2 separate regions of the Homo sapiens genome follow, and region 2 is linked to region 1. A link is a loop called in an ENCODE intact Hi-C map of the cell type or tissue named here. Cell type or tissue: mammary epithelial cell. All regions are shown on one strand. Each heading gives the region's core, and the rest is flanking DNA. Links, peaks and the distances in the headings are about the cores only.

Region 1 (8,509 bases), core at 418-8,417:
CGGGAAGCAGAGGTTGCTGTGAGCCGAGATTGCGCCACTGCACTCCAGCCTGGGCAACAAGAGCGAAACTCGGTCAAAAAAAAAAAAAAAAAAACCCCACAAAATATTGTTGAAAAAAATAAAATATCTAAAGAAATCAAGATATTCCATAATCATAAATCATTCTAAAATTCCTATGTAAATGCAAATACATACACAAAATAATTTTGAAAAACAATAAATAATTTGGAAGACACCAATTCCCTATTTCAAAACTTACTATACAACTAGACTAATAATGACAATGTGGTATGCTATAAGAAAAGACACACAGATAGGTCAAGATTTCCAGAAATTAATTCATACATTTATGGTCATTTGACTTTTTAACAAAGAAGCCAAAGTAATTTATTGAGTATTTTCAATAACTAGTGCTGGGACACCTAGATAACTGTATGCAAAAGCATCGCTTGGATTCCAAACTTACATCAGCCACAAAAAATTACCAAAATTGTTGACAGTTATAAATGTAAGAGCCAAAACTATAAGAATCTTATTGACTTGGTTTAGCCAATGGTTTCTTAGATATGACACCAAAAGCACAAGTGACACAAGAAAAAAAGATGAATTATATCCAAATTTAAAATGTTTGTATTATGAAGACAGGATCAAAAAAGTAAAAAAGACAACAGGCAGAATGGGAGAAAATATTTGCAAATTATGTGTTTAATAAGGAAATGTATCCATCATATATAAAGAACTTTTTATATATTATATAAATTATATATTATTTATAGAAAAAACTTTTCTAGGGTGATGATAGTGTTATACACCTGTAGAGATATGGTTATAAGAGTAAATGTATTCAAAACTTAAATATATATTTACTATTTGTGCATGACATTTTATGAAAACTTTATATCAAATTACAGAAAACAGTAATAAATACTGACCTTTGACTAAAGTTATCATAAAGATGTACTGGAGGAAATACACAAAGATCCACAATTCATTTCGAAATGCATCAAAAATTAACAAAGTTGATAGATGGATAGAAGACAAATTGATATACATGTGATTAAACAAATGTAGCAAATATTATTCATAGAATCTAGATAATGGATGTATTAGTGTTCACTGTAAAATTATTTCAACATTGTTGTATGTGTAAAATTTTTCATAATAAAAATCATATCTAGAAAGACATTAACAAGAGTTTAAGAGTAGGTCTTCTCAGTGTTACTCTTCACCCTTTTTACTAATATTGGAATATAAACAAAAATATTGTTTGTGGAGATTTGGAGAAAGATAAAGCATGTTTTATTATTTTATAACCTAACTTTATAAATGTAGTTATATTATTTATTTATGTTTTCTTTTTCTTTTTTTTTTTTTTTTTTTGAAACAGGGTCTCACTCTGTCAGCCAGGTTGAAGTGCAGTGGTGCAACCAGAGCTCACTGCAGCCTCAATTTCCCTGGGCTCAAGCAATCCGCTTTCCTCAGCCTCCCAAGTAGCTGGGACTACAGGTGCATGCCACCATACCTGTCTAATTTTTGTATTGTATTGTAGAGATGGGGATTCACTATGTTGCCCAGCTAGTCTTGAACTGCTGGACTCTCAAGCAATCCTCCAGACTCAACCTCCCAAAGTGCTGGGATTACAGTCATGAGCCACCATGCCTGGCCTCCTATAAGTAAGTTATTTTACTTTTGAATTGGGTGATGATACTTCTGAGCTTTTTCAGGCCATTCTGTTTAGTCCTATTAGTCTACTGTATTCATGAATGATGTTATTTTTATGTTTAAAATAAAATATAAGTTTTTATTATAATTTGACATTTTCTAAAGTCAGAGATTAACATTACATGAATGCTAGGTATCCACCTAGTCTTAAAACTAATGTTTGCAATTAATTGGCATTCTCTAAAATTTCAAATATTGCAGAATTCTCTACTTCATCAATTTTATGTTAAAATATTGTGTATTATTTTTAATTGATTGTATTCAAAATTTATTTAAGATCTAATGCTCTGAAACACTGACATAACCAATTTAGTACTGATTTAGTATTTACTTAATAGTTAAAGCAGTGTAAATAACACAGTTTGTAATGACACATACTTTTGCAACAGACAAATGAAAACTTGTTATTTATTATTAAAGTGAATTGTTGTACATATACATGTGTATAGGCATATGTATACACACACAGTGTGGGTTGAACTAAGTCTCCTGGAAAGATTTGTTGAAATCCTGTCCACAGTAATTGTGAATGTGATGTTATTTGGAAACAGGGACTTTGTAGTAACGAGTTCATTTAAGATGGGGATCTCATATTAGATCAGTGTGGGCTGTTTACTGGATATTACTTAATCATATCATGATCTTGTATCATATCATCTCTCCTCTTAAGGAGAGACACAGAAACACAGGGGAGAATGCTATGTGAAGACAGAGGCAGAGATTGAAAAGTGTGTTGATAAGACAAGGAACACCAAAGATTGTCAGCAGCCACCAGAAGCTGAGAGAGTGGCATGGGATAGATTCTTCCTCAGAAACTTAAGAAGAAACCAACCTTAGTGACTCCTTGATTTCCGACATCTAGCTTTCAGAACTGTCCTTCTAAGTATGATAAAAGAAAAACTTCAGCCGAATTAAATTTAAAAGCATTTAGTTGAGCAATGAACCATTCGCGAATGGGGCAGCCTCTCAAGCCAGAGTATGTTCAGAGACTCCAGCACAGCCACATGGTGGAAGAGGATTTATGAACAAAAAAAGGAAAGTGAAGTACAGAAAACGGAAGTGAGATACAGAAACAGCCAGATTGGTTACAGCTCGCTGTATGGCTTATTTGAACACTGTTTGAATAGTTGGCTACATTTGATTGGTCAAAACTCACTGATTGGCACAAGTATAGGCTACGGTCTGTTTACATCTTCACTTGTTATAGTTCACAATGTACAGAGAAACCTTTAGGCCAAACTTAAAATACGTAAGGAGGCAGCTTTAGGCTAAACTTGATTTTTACCACTACCAAGTATGTAGTAATTTGTTTATGGCAGTCCTAACACACACAAACATATGTGCATGCATACATACATGTACATATGCATGTATAGACATAGACATGATTATGATTATAAACAATATAAATAATTATGCATGTATGGATATATATAGGTGCATATACATATGCATATATGATTATAAAAATTTAATTCATTTAAATGCAAATCATGCCAGAAGGAAAATTTATCCGTAAATAGAAACATATGTATATTATCGAATCAAATAGCCTTCAAATGCACACATCATGGCATAATTCTCAAATCAAACATAAAATCAACTGAAAAGATCTTTTTCTAAATATGTTTACACTAAAATGTTCTAAATATATGAAATAGAAAAAAACTATATACAATCAAGACCAAAAATAAACTTTCACAAAGACAATTTTTAAAGCCCATTATTACATATGAACCCTGAAAGCATTTTGGCATGGTGTACAACAGATTTCCAGCAGTTTCATCCCTGAAAGTTACTAAAAAGAGATCCAACTAGAAAAGAATAAAAGAGCAAATATATTAGTATTAACACTAATGTATTTATGACTTTGATACTATTTTTCTAAAATTACAAAGCACATTATGTTAAAGAAAGTATCTGACATACAGTACAAACAAGAAATATGTATTCATTGATTAAATTATGAAATTAAAAATAATTCAAACCAATATATTTGTATTAAAGTTATTAATGGTTATCATGAAGACCAAGAAGAAAATATAATATTAATGTTGATATTTTTGTAATATTATAGTATATAAAATATATTCCCTAGATTTATGTAGAAAATATAATTTTAAAGCCACGTTAATATTAAGCCTACTGAAATTTTAGGCTTTTTTTTTTTCCAAATAGCTGTCATTTTAAGCTAATATGAAAAAAACATTTTTTCAATAAAGATTTTATTTTATATTAAATATGTATACATTTTGTTTTCATAGAATATCTTATAAATATATATGGAAGTGTAGAACACTATATGGTAAATTTGATTATTTCACTTTCAAGAAAGATTGAATTTCTTAATATGCTTTCTTAATATAATTACATCATATCTTACAGACACTTCTACATATTTTCAAACACACACTGTTGATGGCACCTCTCCCTCTCTCTTTGTGTGTCTGTATGTGTGCATATATGTTAATTTCAATAAATTGCTAATTGGTAATTACTAAAATAAGCTTTAGAATATTTTAACATATACTTTTAATTTTCAATATTTTTCTTCAATTACATTCTTTGAAGTATATTTTCTCAAAATTAGAGAATAGACAAAGTAGGCAAAAAGATAGATGTGAATCCATAGGTATCATGTTAAAACCAATCATAAACATGCTATGAACCAGTGCTAAGTTATACACCAGGCTGGCTTCAAAAATGATTATCAAACTGTGTAGGGATAACTGAAACCAGTAACAGAGTAAACACTGTGTTAGGATAATAGGGTGCTGACAGGGCGAATGCCTTCCAGCTGAATCATTTTTCCATTCCTGGAATGTTTTGAAATGGAGAATTAAGCATTGTCTACCTCAGGGTTACTCAGTCAGAATGTATTTCTGCAGATGAGCTTGCTGATATGACACAGAAATGCACAGTGATAAGTCTTATGAGTCCCAGTGCTTGCAGGCATGAGTCCTGCACATTGAGCAGGCTGGGTCAGTGCTACATCCTCAGTCTGCTCTAGACAACAACAAATAGAAAACACCGTGTAACTGTAGAACAATACTTGATGGGAATGGGAAAATAAGCCAAGCATTATACTGTGGTGTCTTATGACACAATTGAGAAATGAATCCCTTAGGGGGCCTGTGAGAAATTCATAAATATGTAAAACAGTTAAGTTTTTGGAAAGTATATTACTTTGTAGGATTAGATTTAGAAACAGGGCAGGCTATAGTTTTTTATATATACAAGAGCTTTGTAAAAATAAGATTTTTGATAAATAGCACAAACATAATGGCAAATGGCAAATCAGGAAATGCAATCTATAAATTGTCATCTAGCCGGTATAATTGCAACATTGATTATTATCAGTGCATCCAAGCCAGCTGTGTTAATAATTTGCCTTTTCTTCAATTAAACCATAAATGAGGGGACATACCTACTTATTTTCATGCTGAATTTTTAATTCTCTAGGTTGACTTCCTTCAGTACACAAAGAACATCCTTGCCTTTGTCTGTAATACAAGTTTTCCCAGACAAGGCAGACAATTCTAGCTTTAATTCAAGCAAAATATATATCAGATGATTATTTATTCTACAGCTTCAAATAGTACTAAATATTCCAAACTGAAATGTAAATGGTTTAAAATGATTTTTTAGAATTATGCATATCCCATAATCCATGCAGGTAAGAGAGATTTACCCATTTCTGTGAAAATAATTCTATTTTACTATGCACTTCTGAAAATGAACTCTCTTGAGCTATAAAACAACCAAACAAATGCACGTATAAATGTTTTATCTCTTCAACAATATTATATTAATCAAGTTAGGCTTAGTATTTGCAGCAGGTATCACAGTGCTCTGAGCACAACAGACACTCCAAAAGTGTTGACTTGACTATTCAAGTTAACCATAGAGAAAAGCTTTAGTCAAAATTTGAGAAAAGAATCTATACTTTATATAAATGAACATAATGTGATGTAGCTATGCAGTGCTGTAAAGAAGCATTAATGCAGCAGATAATAATATGATCAAACTGTGTAAGCGCCAAAGGGTTCTTTACAAATTCTTTTAAACTATCACAAGGAAACAAAGCAAAATACAGTTTGTTTTTTTTTTAAAGGGCCATGAACTTATGGTGTACATGAGAAAAAACATAGATGATTCTTTCAACTCTTGGCAACTTACAAATATTATTTTTTTCAACAACAAAAGTACATTTACAAAATATTAATTTTCTTCACTGAAATATATGGAAATAAGATAAATTCTGTAATTCTGAGTTATGAGGTATAATTTTACAAGACATACATAAAATAAGAATAGATGAAAGTCAATTGATTAAATATTAAAATTATAAATATAAATTTAATGTTAAATACAGAAAAACAAAAGGTAAAAAGATTAAATAATTTAAACATTAGAAGCTGACTGGATCTTCTTGAAGAGGTCCTTCACATCCCTTGTAAGTTGTATTCCTAGGTATTTTATTCTCTTTGTAGCAACTGTGAATGGGAATTCACTCATGATTTGGCCCTCTCTTTGTCTATTATTGTTGTATAGGAATTGTGATTTTTGCACATTGATTTTGTATCCAGAGACTTTGTTGAGGATGTTTATAAGCTTAAGGAGATTTTGGGCTGAGACAATGGGGTTTTCTAAATATACAATCATGTCATCTGCAAACAGAGACAACTTGACTTCCTTTCTTCCTATTTGAATACGCTTTATTTCCTTCTCTTGCCTGATTGCCCTGGCCATAACTTCCAATACAACACTATGTTGAATAGGAGTGCTGAGAGAGGGGATCCTTGTCTTGTGCCACTTTTCAAAGGGAATGCTTCCAGCTTCTGTCCATTCAGTATTATATTGGCTATGGGTTTGTCATAAATAGCTCTCAGTATTTTGAGATATGTTCCATCAATACCTAATTTTTTCAGTATTTTTAGCATGAAGGGTGTTGAATTTTATTGAAGGCCTTTTCTGCATCTATTGAGATAATCATGTGGTTTTTGTCATTGGTTCTGTTTATGCGATGGATTATATTTATTGATTTGCATATGTTGAACCAGCCTTGCATCCCAGGGATGAAGCTGACTTCATCGTGGTGGATAAGCTTTTTGATGTGCTGCTGGATTCCGTTTGCCAATATTTTATTGAGGATTTTCGCATCAATGTTCATTAGGGATACTGGCCTGAAATTTTCTTTTGTGTGTTGTTGTGTCTCTGCCAGGTTTTGGTATCAGGATGATGCTGGCCTCATAAAATGAGTTAGGGAGGAGTTCCTCTTTTTCTATTGTTTGGAATAGTTTCAGAAGTAATGGTACCAGCTTCTCTTTGTACCTCTGATAGAAATTGGCTGTGAATCTGCCTGGTCCTGGGCTTTTTTTAATGGTAGGCTATTAATTACTGCCTCAATTTTAGAACTTGTTTTTGGTCTATTCAGGGATTCAACTTCTCACTGTTTTAGTCTTGGGAGGGTGTATGTGACCAGGAACTTATCTATTTCTCCTAGATTTTCTGGTTTATTTGCATAGAAGTGTTTATAGTATTCTCTGATAGTAGTTTGCATTTCTGTAGGGTTAGTGGTGTTATCCTCTTTATCATTTTTATTGTGTCTATTTGATTCTTCTCTCTTTTCTTCTTGTTTAGTCTGGCTAGCAGTCTATCTATTTTGTTAATCTTTTCAAAAAACCAGCTCCTATATTCATTGATTTTTGAAGGGTTTTTCGTGACTCCCTCTCTTTCAGTTCTGCTCTGATCTTAGTTATTTCTTGTCTTCTGCTAGCTTATGAATTTATTTGCTCTTGCTTCTCTAGTTCTTTTAATTGTGATGTTAGGGTGTTAATTTTAGATCTTTCCTGCTTTCTGATGTGGGCATTTAGTGCTATAAATTTCCCCCTTAACATGCCTTTAGCTGTTTCCCAGAGATTCTGGTACATTGTGTTTTTGTTTTCATTGGTTTCAAATAACTTATTTATTTCTGCCTTAATTTGTTATTTACCCAGTAGTCATTCAGGAGCAGGTTGTTCAGTTTCCATGTAGTTGTGTGGTTTTGAGTTAGTTTCTAAATCCTGAGTTCTAATTTGTTTGCACTGTGATCTGAGAGGCTGCTATGATTTCCATTCTTTTGTATTTGATGAGGAGTACTTCCAATTATGTGGTCGATGTTAGAATAAGTGCTATGTGGTGGAGAGAAGAATGTATATTCCATGGGGTGGGGTAGAGAACTCTGTGGATGTCTATTAGGTCTGCTTGGTTCAGAGCTGAGTTCAAGTCCTGGATATCCTTGTTAATTTTCCATCTCATTGATCTAATATTCACAGTAGGGTGTGAAAGTCTCCCAATATTATTGTGTGGGAGTCTAAGTCTGTTTGTGGGTCTCCAAGAACAAACCACTACTCAAGGAAATAAGAGAGGACACAAACAAATGGAAAAACATTCCATGCTCATGGATCATAAGAATCAATATTGTGAAAATAGCCATACTGTCCAAAGTAATTTAGAGATTCAATGCTATTCCCATTAAGCTACCATTGATTTTCTTCACAGTACTAGAAAAAAACAACTTCACATTTCATATGGAACTGAAAAAGAGCCCGTATAGCCAAGACAATCCTAAGCAAAAAAAAAAAAACAAAGCTGAAGGCATTATGCTACCTTACTTCAAATTATACTACAGGGCTACAGTAACCAAAACAGCATGGTACTGGTAACAAAACAGATATATAGACCAATGGAACAAAACAGAGGCCTCAGAAATCACATGACACATCTACAACCAGCTCATTTTTAA
Region 2 (8,509 bases), core at 204-8,203, 50 kb after region 1:
CTTATGTATCAGCTTCTTGGTATGTTTTAATAAATGGATTGTGTGTGTGTGTGTGTGTGTGTGTGTGTGTGTGTATAATATAGACCAGGCACTTAGGTGAAAGTCTGCAAGTGGAGGGCCCTATCATGCTAGTGCTTTTTCTTCATATGGTGAAATGAGAGATAAAGGTTTCATCAAAGAGATAGCTGCTACTATTTTATGTATAATCAAGTTGCTACAGGGGCTGTTCGGCTGCATTCTATATCATTTCCATTTGACTGGTGAGATTCGTTGTATACTACCACCATGTTAGTCATGAGATCCAAGATATGATCCACAGCAAACTGAGAATTTCAAATCAGAGAGTCAAATGGCCTCCTTGGGTCAGGTATGTAGTTTCAACAAAATTCCAGTAGCAAGACAAGAGGTACTTTTTAAAAACAGTGTATCTGATAGCTGTCCACAACTGAACCTATTAGGGATAGGTAACACATTCAAAATTCCAAAGAGTGCTTCTCAGTGGAGGTTGCCTCAATTTACCAGAGGTTCTAATTATCAAAATATCCATAGCAAAGGTTTTAACTCATAGGTTTTTTTTAGTATATTGGAATCTTAAAAGTACAAGCAGTTCTGCACATCCAATTCCCCTCAATCAGAGAATCCATTCTGGGACTTATGGGATGGGGAAGAGGGAGCATAGAATATAAGAAGCAGTTCATAATACATCAATTCTTACTATACATATAGAGATAGAAACAACAACATACATTACACGGTCCTAAAGGATGCCACACACAAGTTCATGTTAGTGTGCTTTCTCCACTGAAAAACTTATCCAAACTCCAGAAACTTCCACATCTATATTTAAGAGACATAAAAGTTTGGTTCTCTTCCCTCCTCAAATTTCTTTGAGAATGTATAGCCATCAGTCACTCTTGGAATTCATCTCCACCCCTAACCATCTTTCACGTTAAAGCAGCTGAAGTGAGAAGAAAATCATCTTTCACATTAAAGCAGCTGAAGACAGATGAGAATCAATAGAGGACAAGAGTGTCTCCAAACCTGTGATTGAGGGATATTTACTTTTAGTTTCATGCAGCATTATGGTTGTTTGATGCTCAACCAAATTTACAACGTTTTGTTCTAATGTTTTGTACCCCACATTGGCTGTAAAGTAATTACCAGCACCAACAACTTCAGCTTTGAGGATCCCTTGACTCATCAATCACAGCCACATCACTTTGCTTTTCCTCTGGAACCATACAATTTACCGCTCTGGCTGACCAAGGCTTGTTTTCTCCTTCCAGCTTTTATCTTAGGTTCAGGAGGTACACGTGGAGTTTTGTTATGTGGGTAAATTGTGTGTCACAGACGTTTGGTGTACAAACTATTTTGTTGCCCAGGGTAGTGAGCATAGCATCCAATAGATAATTTTTTGATTTTAACTCTACTCCCACCCTCCACCCTCATGTAGGCTCCAGTGTCTATTGTTTCCTTCTTTGAGTACAAGTATACTCACTGTTTAGCTCCCACTTATAAGTGAGAACATGCGGTATTTAGATTTTTTTGTTCCTGCATTAATTTGCTTAGAATATTGGCCTCCAGCTGCACCCATGTTGCTGCAAAGGACATAATTTCATTCTTTTATATGGTTGCATAGTATTCCATGGTGTACATGGCCCACATTTTCTTTATCCACTCTACTATAAATGGGCATCTACGTTGATTCCATATTTTGCTATTGTGAATTGTGCAACGAAGACCTCAAAAGCAATTGCAACAAAAAACAAAAATTAAAACAAAAATTAACAAGTGAGACCTAATCAAACTAAAGAACTTCTGCACAGCAAAAGAAACTATCAACAGGGTAAAAAGAAAACCTACAGAACTAGAGAAAACATTTGCAATCTATGCATCCCACAAAGGTCTAATATCCAGAATCTATAAGAAGCTTAAATAGTCCCTTTTTGAAAGTTTATTTTTATCTGGGTGATTTTCTGTACAGTCGTCCTGATACTATCTCTCATATTTCGGGCTGGTTTTAACTCAGGAGAGAGGGGTGTTTTTCATGTTAGAAAGGATGATTGCAAGAATTTATATAGATGTATTTGGATCTCTCACTTATTCTCTTGCAGTTACTTCACTGGTATTTTAAACTTGATTTGGAGCAATAAAATCTACAATAAGTGTTCAACGCTTTATCTGTGTTTTCACATGAGAGTTGTCTGTCTCACAGAAATTTTCCCAAGACTGCCAAATCCCTTATAGTACCCTATACTCACTGTCAATAACTCAATAAAGATTATTTATGTATTTATTTCTTAATTAATACAATGCTGTCACGATAGAGGACTCTGAACTGTACAATGACCCACCTCTTGCCATGCTTTCCTAACAAGCACCTCTTTCTCTCCCAATGACCCAAAGTTTTAAAAATACTCTGATTTTTGGCTGAGAGCATTCATGAATTTTCTTCTTTTTTTGTGCAGCAGAGTTTACATATTTCTATATCTATTGTCAGGTGACGGAGTGAGAGAAAAGTCAGAACCTTCTGCTCACCCAGGATAAATCATAGTACTAATGATTGCAGTGGAGCAAACTTATCTGAATACCAGACAGCAAGAAAGTTCCTCTTCTGGGAGAAGAGTTACCACCAACCAAGACAACAACACTCAGAAGACTGATTTTTGAACGATTTTCCAACACTCACGTCTCAATTCCTCTTTTCTAAAAGTCAACAAAATCCTGGAGCATATCGCCAGTTTTCCTTAAAATTGATGTACATGTTTGCTACTAATTTCTATGGACTCCCTTAAGTCCTATAAATTGTCTACCAAATCTTCAAAAAAAGCCATCTCACTATGAGCATTCACTTTTTCACACGAAAACGTCAAGAAATAACAAGGGTCTGAAATTTTACCTTACCAGCCAGTCAACAAGTTAGCCTGCCACAATTTCATAGTTACTGGCAGAAGACACAACACTCATGAGTCAGAGAGAAAGGACCCCGTTACTCACAGCACAGCAATCAACGTGAATATCAACACATGATTTCTAGCCAAATCTCATAGATTCAAGGCTATGTAGGCCCAGTGGATGCCTATATATGAAGTGGTTTGCATTAAAGGATAGGGACCCTCAGCTTAGAAAACAATCATGACTTAGCATTCTCGTTCTGTGCTTTGAATTCAGGCACTGCATTTATTGAACTGGAGAGTAAACACATTCACTGTCTGCTACAGAGGGAAACACTATCTCCACATTCCAATCCTATAAGCAAATCTGCCCTTTGCCTCAAGGCAATAGATATTTATCCATGTATTACAAACCCATTTAGCATACAGGCATCTTTAGAAAGACAGCTCAGACCAACAGGCAGAATTGCCTCATCTCAAGATGTTCAGAAATGCAAGACAACCATGGAAAACAGTCTCTCAACAATCCACGCTGGCAATTTGTGTTTAGTTATTTAACTCATATCTCTGCAAACTCAAATAATATTTCTGAAAAATAGGATTTAAAAAAAATGAAATATACACCCTTTCTTATTAATAATATACCATTATCCTTATAAACTATAAGGGAACTTCAAAAATATTTGCATAATTTTATAAAATTTCCACATTATGAGCACAATTAGGAAAATATTCATTTTTTAATACAAAACCCTTTTATGGGAATAGCTTTTTGTCATTTAATCTATTCTTATAATGTTTTATTTTTCTTACACTTTTTTTCAGCAACATTACCTAAAAAATACTCAACCTTAGATCATAAGCAACACAAATTTACAAATTACTCGTGTAAATTCAACTGTTTTAAGATGAGGAACCTGAAGAAAATTGAGCTTAAATGTGAGGTTGTGTTAGTAAAAGTGAATGACTAAGCATGTGGCCTTAATGCACAGGTACTTGACTTCCTATGAATTCCTTTGTGAGAAAAGAACGAAATCCCAAGCCCCTCACATGACTGAATGGACACCCTCTTGGCCAAGGGAACCTAGGAGAAATCGTGAACTCTGAGTTCCCAGCCATGACAGAACGGGAGGTTGGACACACCTTTTTACACCTGACCCCTCACTAATCGTCATTAGGCTTTCTTTCCTAAGGACCAAACAGAAACCAGCCCTTTCAAAAGGCTCTGCAGAGCCGATTTTAAACAACCACCTAATAATGCTGCTCCTCCCTTTTAGCAGCTTCAATGAAACAACTTACAGTATTCCTTCCTGATAAGAGACAACCAACCAGGAAGTGGTTCTGGCCAATCTACGAATAATGTACAGTGAGGACTTTTCATGTCCTCTGCTTCACCTTTTGACTTCAGAGAGCCAGAAACTCCACCGTTGGATCATGTTAATTTTTTGGACATGGGACCCACAGACAGGCATGAAGCTCAACTGTGTATGTGCATGTTTCTCCTTTCATAAATATTCATGACTCCTCCTATAGTTTATTAAATATGTGTATCTGGCCATCCTGCTCAGCATTAATTCCTGTTCCTTTGCCACTCCCTTGAAATGTCTGTTTTCAGCTTCTGACCCAGAGCTATGGTTCCCAACCTGTCAGCATGGCCACACTGCAGACTGCAACCTTTTATGAGAAAGAAAGTCCTTCTTTCCAAATTTATTTGGATTTTTTATTCAGTTAACATCCATTATGATTTTTTTAACATATTTATCCATTTGCATGAAAATATGAAAAATCAAACAAGGAAAAAGTATACATTCATACATATATATATAGAATAAGTAAAAAAGAAATGTTAAATTTATGCCAAAAAGTTAATATATGCAGAAATGTGTGCATGCCATTTAGCAGGAAATGTACAGTGACATTAAAAGTTCCATTTAGATGAATCAATGCCACTATATTATTGAAGCTAAGAAGGATCATCTACATCTATAAAACCTCATATCCTAAAATAGCCTACTTAAAATTGAGCCAAAATGTAGACTGTATATTTATGCATTATGTATATGAGCTAAAAATTGGAAAATGAAGATTGGTAAAAACGTCAAGAGATATTCATTTCACGTATCTATTGAATGACGATTGCATGAGTATAAAAGTTTAGGAGTCTTTAGAGTATGTATAAACTACAAGATAAATTCTCTTCTCATGAAGAGTTTACAAAATATATTAGGTGAGGAAAAACAAGAGAGAGAAATTATCTAAAAATAATAACAAAATAATATTAAAAGCAAAATAATAGCCTGTAATCCCAGCACTTTGGGAGGCCGAGTCGGGCAGATCACCTGAGTTCGTGAGTTCAAGACCAGCCTGACCAACATGGCGAAACCCCATCTCTACTAAAAATACAAAATTAGCCTGGTGTGGTGGCGCATGCCTGTAATACCAGCTACTCGGGAGGCTGAGGCAGGAGAGTTGTTTTAATCGGGGAGGTAGAGGTTGCAGTGAGCCAAGATCGTGCCATTGTACTCCAGCCTGGGCAACAAGAGCAAAACTCCGTCTCAAAAAAAAAAAAAAAAAAAAAAGCAAAATAATACCCTAGAAACACCTACATACTAAGAAAGGATTTTTAAAGGATAATGGATTTAACTTTTATCTACAGATATTGATTGTCTGTTTCCTATCTACTTTACCATCTACTTTACACTATCTACTTTGCCTCACAGCTCCATACCTTCTCCTTGTTTCCTCCTACTTCCCTAACAAACTCTCAGCTGACTGCCTCCATTTGTCTTGCTTGACAAAGCCATTACCTTACAGAAATACTATTCTCCTTATATTCGGCACAGTAGAATTTGACTAAAGACAAATACTTTAAAAATTCAGTTTCATGACAGTGAACCTAAAATGCATGTTTCATCTTGCTAGGCAATCATCACTGGTTGAGTCATCTCTCCCTCTTCCCATGTGACTATTTTAAAACTCACCTTTCTCCTCAAACACTCAAAAATTTATTCTCTGTTCTTGTTCTTAGCTGATCAGCTTTCACCTTTTTTTCAACTTATATGTGTTCATTATGTTCGTGATATTCATCATAATGGTCAAGGGAGTGATAATTTCTCTGACCAAATCTTCATTTTTATTTTCCAATGTTGACTTCTTCCTCTTTGATACATTTTATTCAATTGTATTGAATGTTCAATAATTATTGTATCTTCACAAGCAAAAGTTTAATTTATTCATTATTTTGTAATAATGGTATAGACAAAGTCATATGGTAATAAAAATTCTGTGAGTTAACAATAATTTATGAAATTAGTTAGAAATATCTTAAAGTCAAAATTTATTACAACAATCAATATTTTATTTTTATAGTAAACTAGATTTTGAAAGGATTTTTTTGAGGTGGGGTGAACACATAGAAAATTGAGCTTCTATGTCTTTAGTGTGAAAAACAATATTGAGAAATCTGACATTACATAAGAAGACAGATTCCTAATATTTTACAGAAAGAAAAACTATAGCTGGTGTAAAAAGGAACCAGAAGTACATATTTTCTGACTTTATGGGAGAAAGTAAATTATCTGCCCATTTAATTAATAAAGTGTGAAACTTGTACTTCATGTTAGACAAAGTGAGGATTTTTTACTTTGCTTTGTTTTGGTTTGGTTTAGTTTATACTAATGCCTCTGATGCAGGTCAATGGCTATTCTAGAACTAACAGGTATAGGCCACAAAACCAGATCAATAGATAGGGAAGATAAAGGGATGGTGAAAGAAGTGATCTATGCCACTAAAGATTTTCAGCAAATTTCCACTGAAGGACAATTGAAGGTGAATAAAGGTATATTACTTTCCTAGGCTGCCATATAAATCATCACAAAATTGGTGGTTTAACAGAATACAAAATTACAGCTAGATAGGAGGAATCAATTCTAGTATTCTATACCACTGCAGGATGACAATGGTTAACAATAATATATAGTATCAAAGAGATAGTAGGAGCATATTGAAGGTCCCCAATGGAAAGAAACAAATAATGTTTGAGATGATAGATACAGAATTACACTGAACTGATCACTATACAAAACATATATAAAAACATCACCTTGTGGCCAGGCGCAGTGGCTCATGCCTGTAATCCTAGCACTTTGGGAGGCTGAGGTGGGCGGATCACGAGGTCAGGAAATCAAGACCATCCTGGCTAACACAGGGAAAGCTCATCTCTATTAAAAATACAAAAAATTAGCCTGGCATGGTAGCGGGCGCCTGTAGTCCCAACTACTCGGGAGGCTGAGGCAGGAGAATCGCTTGAACCCAGGAGTTGGAGGTTGCAGTGAGCTGAGATCGCGCCACTGCACTCTAGCCTGGGCGACAGAGCAAGACTCTGTCTCAAAAAAAAAAAAAAAATCACCTTGTATCCTATAAATATGTGCAATTATTAAATTGCAATTAAACAAATTTAAGAAAAAACAAATGTATTCTCTCACAGTTCTGCAAGCCAGCAGTCTCAAATCAACTTATTCACTTACTTCCATCAATGTTCCCCACGAAGGCTTTGGAGGAGAATCCTTTTTTGCCTTTTTTGGCTTCTGGTGGCTCCAGGTATTCCTTGTCCTGTGACAGTATAACTGTAATAGACCTCTATCATCTCATCACTTTCTCCTCTGTGTTTTTCTTCTTCTCTTATCTAATAAGAACATTTGTCACTGGATTCGGGGTCCACTTTAATCCAGTATGATCTCATCTCAAGATTTTTAACTAAATTTTATCTGTAATGATCCTTTTTCTAAAATAGGTCACACTCACAGTTTCAGGATAGACATATTTTTTGGAGGACCACCAATCAATCTTCTACAATAGTGATGGTTCTATTAATACATAGTACTTGCATTTTTAGTTACTATATTTAACTTATGCATGTATATAAACAGATTAAGATAGCATCTTGTGGCCGGGCGCGGTGGCTTACGCCTGTAATCCCAGCACTTTGGGAGGCCAAGGCGGGCAGATCAAAAGGTCAGGAGATCGAGACCATCCTGGTTAACACGGTGAAACACTGTCTCTACTAAAAATACAAAAAATTAGCCAGGCGTGGTGGCAGGCACCTGTAGTCCCAGCTACTCGGGAGGCTGAGGCAGGAGAATGGCATGAACCTGGGAGGTGGAGCTTGCAGTGAGCCAAGATCACGCCACTGCACTCCAGCCTGCGCGACAGCACAAGACTCCATCTCAAAAAAAAAAAAAAAAAAAAAAAAAAAAAAGATAGCATCTTGTTTAGGACTAACTACTAATTTAATTGTAGATGACAAATTCTTATCAATTTAGGGATGATTTCCATTCACTACAATTGAAATAATGAGAATCTTAGATAAGATCTAATTTAAGTAAAAATATATGAATATACTAAGGAAAATCTCTCCACAATGTTTACCTGACGGTCCAGAATTAGGTCTATATGCCCAGCTCTCTGCTGAAGTTCATCTAAACTATAAATATAGTTTACACTAAAGAGACAAAATTAATCAATTTAAGCCTACGTTATTTATCAGAGTAACTGAAATATACTTAAGTTGTTTAGAGAATCAAAAGTAGAGTAATTGATAATGTCCAAAATCACAC

The links. Peaks named below come from ENCODE experiments on the same cell type or tissue, not always from the same donor. Only the 100,000 strongest peaks of a DNase experiment are listed, where the experiment ranks them.
Region 2: a loop joins it to region 1, with 2.1 times the contacts of the local background. A loop is called at or near these places in 4 of 110 quality-filtered maps.

What each region holds. Positions count from the first base shown.
Region 1 is chr13:64,720,011-64,728,519 of GRCh38, reverse strand. No RefSeq gene overlaps it. Among named protein-coding and RNA genes, the nearest start is that of LINC00355, 650 kb to the right of the region's middle. In mammary epithelial cell, for the core only: no CTCF peak of the experiment used is centred there; a DNase peak (open chromatin) is centred at 4,509; H3K27ac peaks cover 1,259 bases.
Region 2 is chr13:64,670,221-64,678,729 of GRCh38, reverse strand. No RefSeq gene overlaps it. Among named protein-coding and RNA genes, the nearest start is that of LINC00355, 600 kb to the right of the region's middle. In mammary epithelial cell, for the core only: no CTCF peak of the experiment used is centred there; DNase peaks (open chromatin) are centred at 3,019, 3,269 and 5,819; H3K27ac peaks cover 1,691 bases.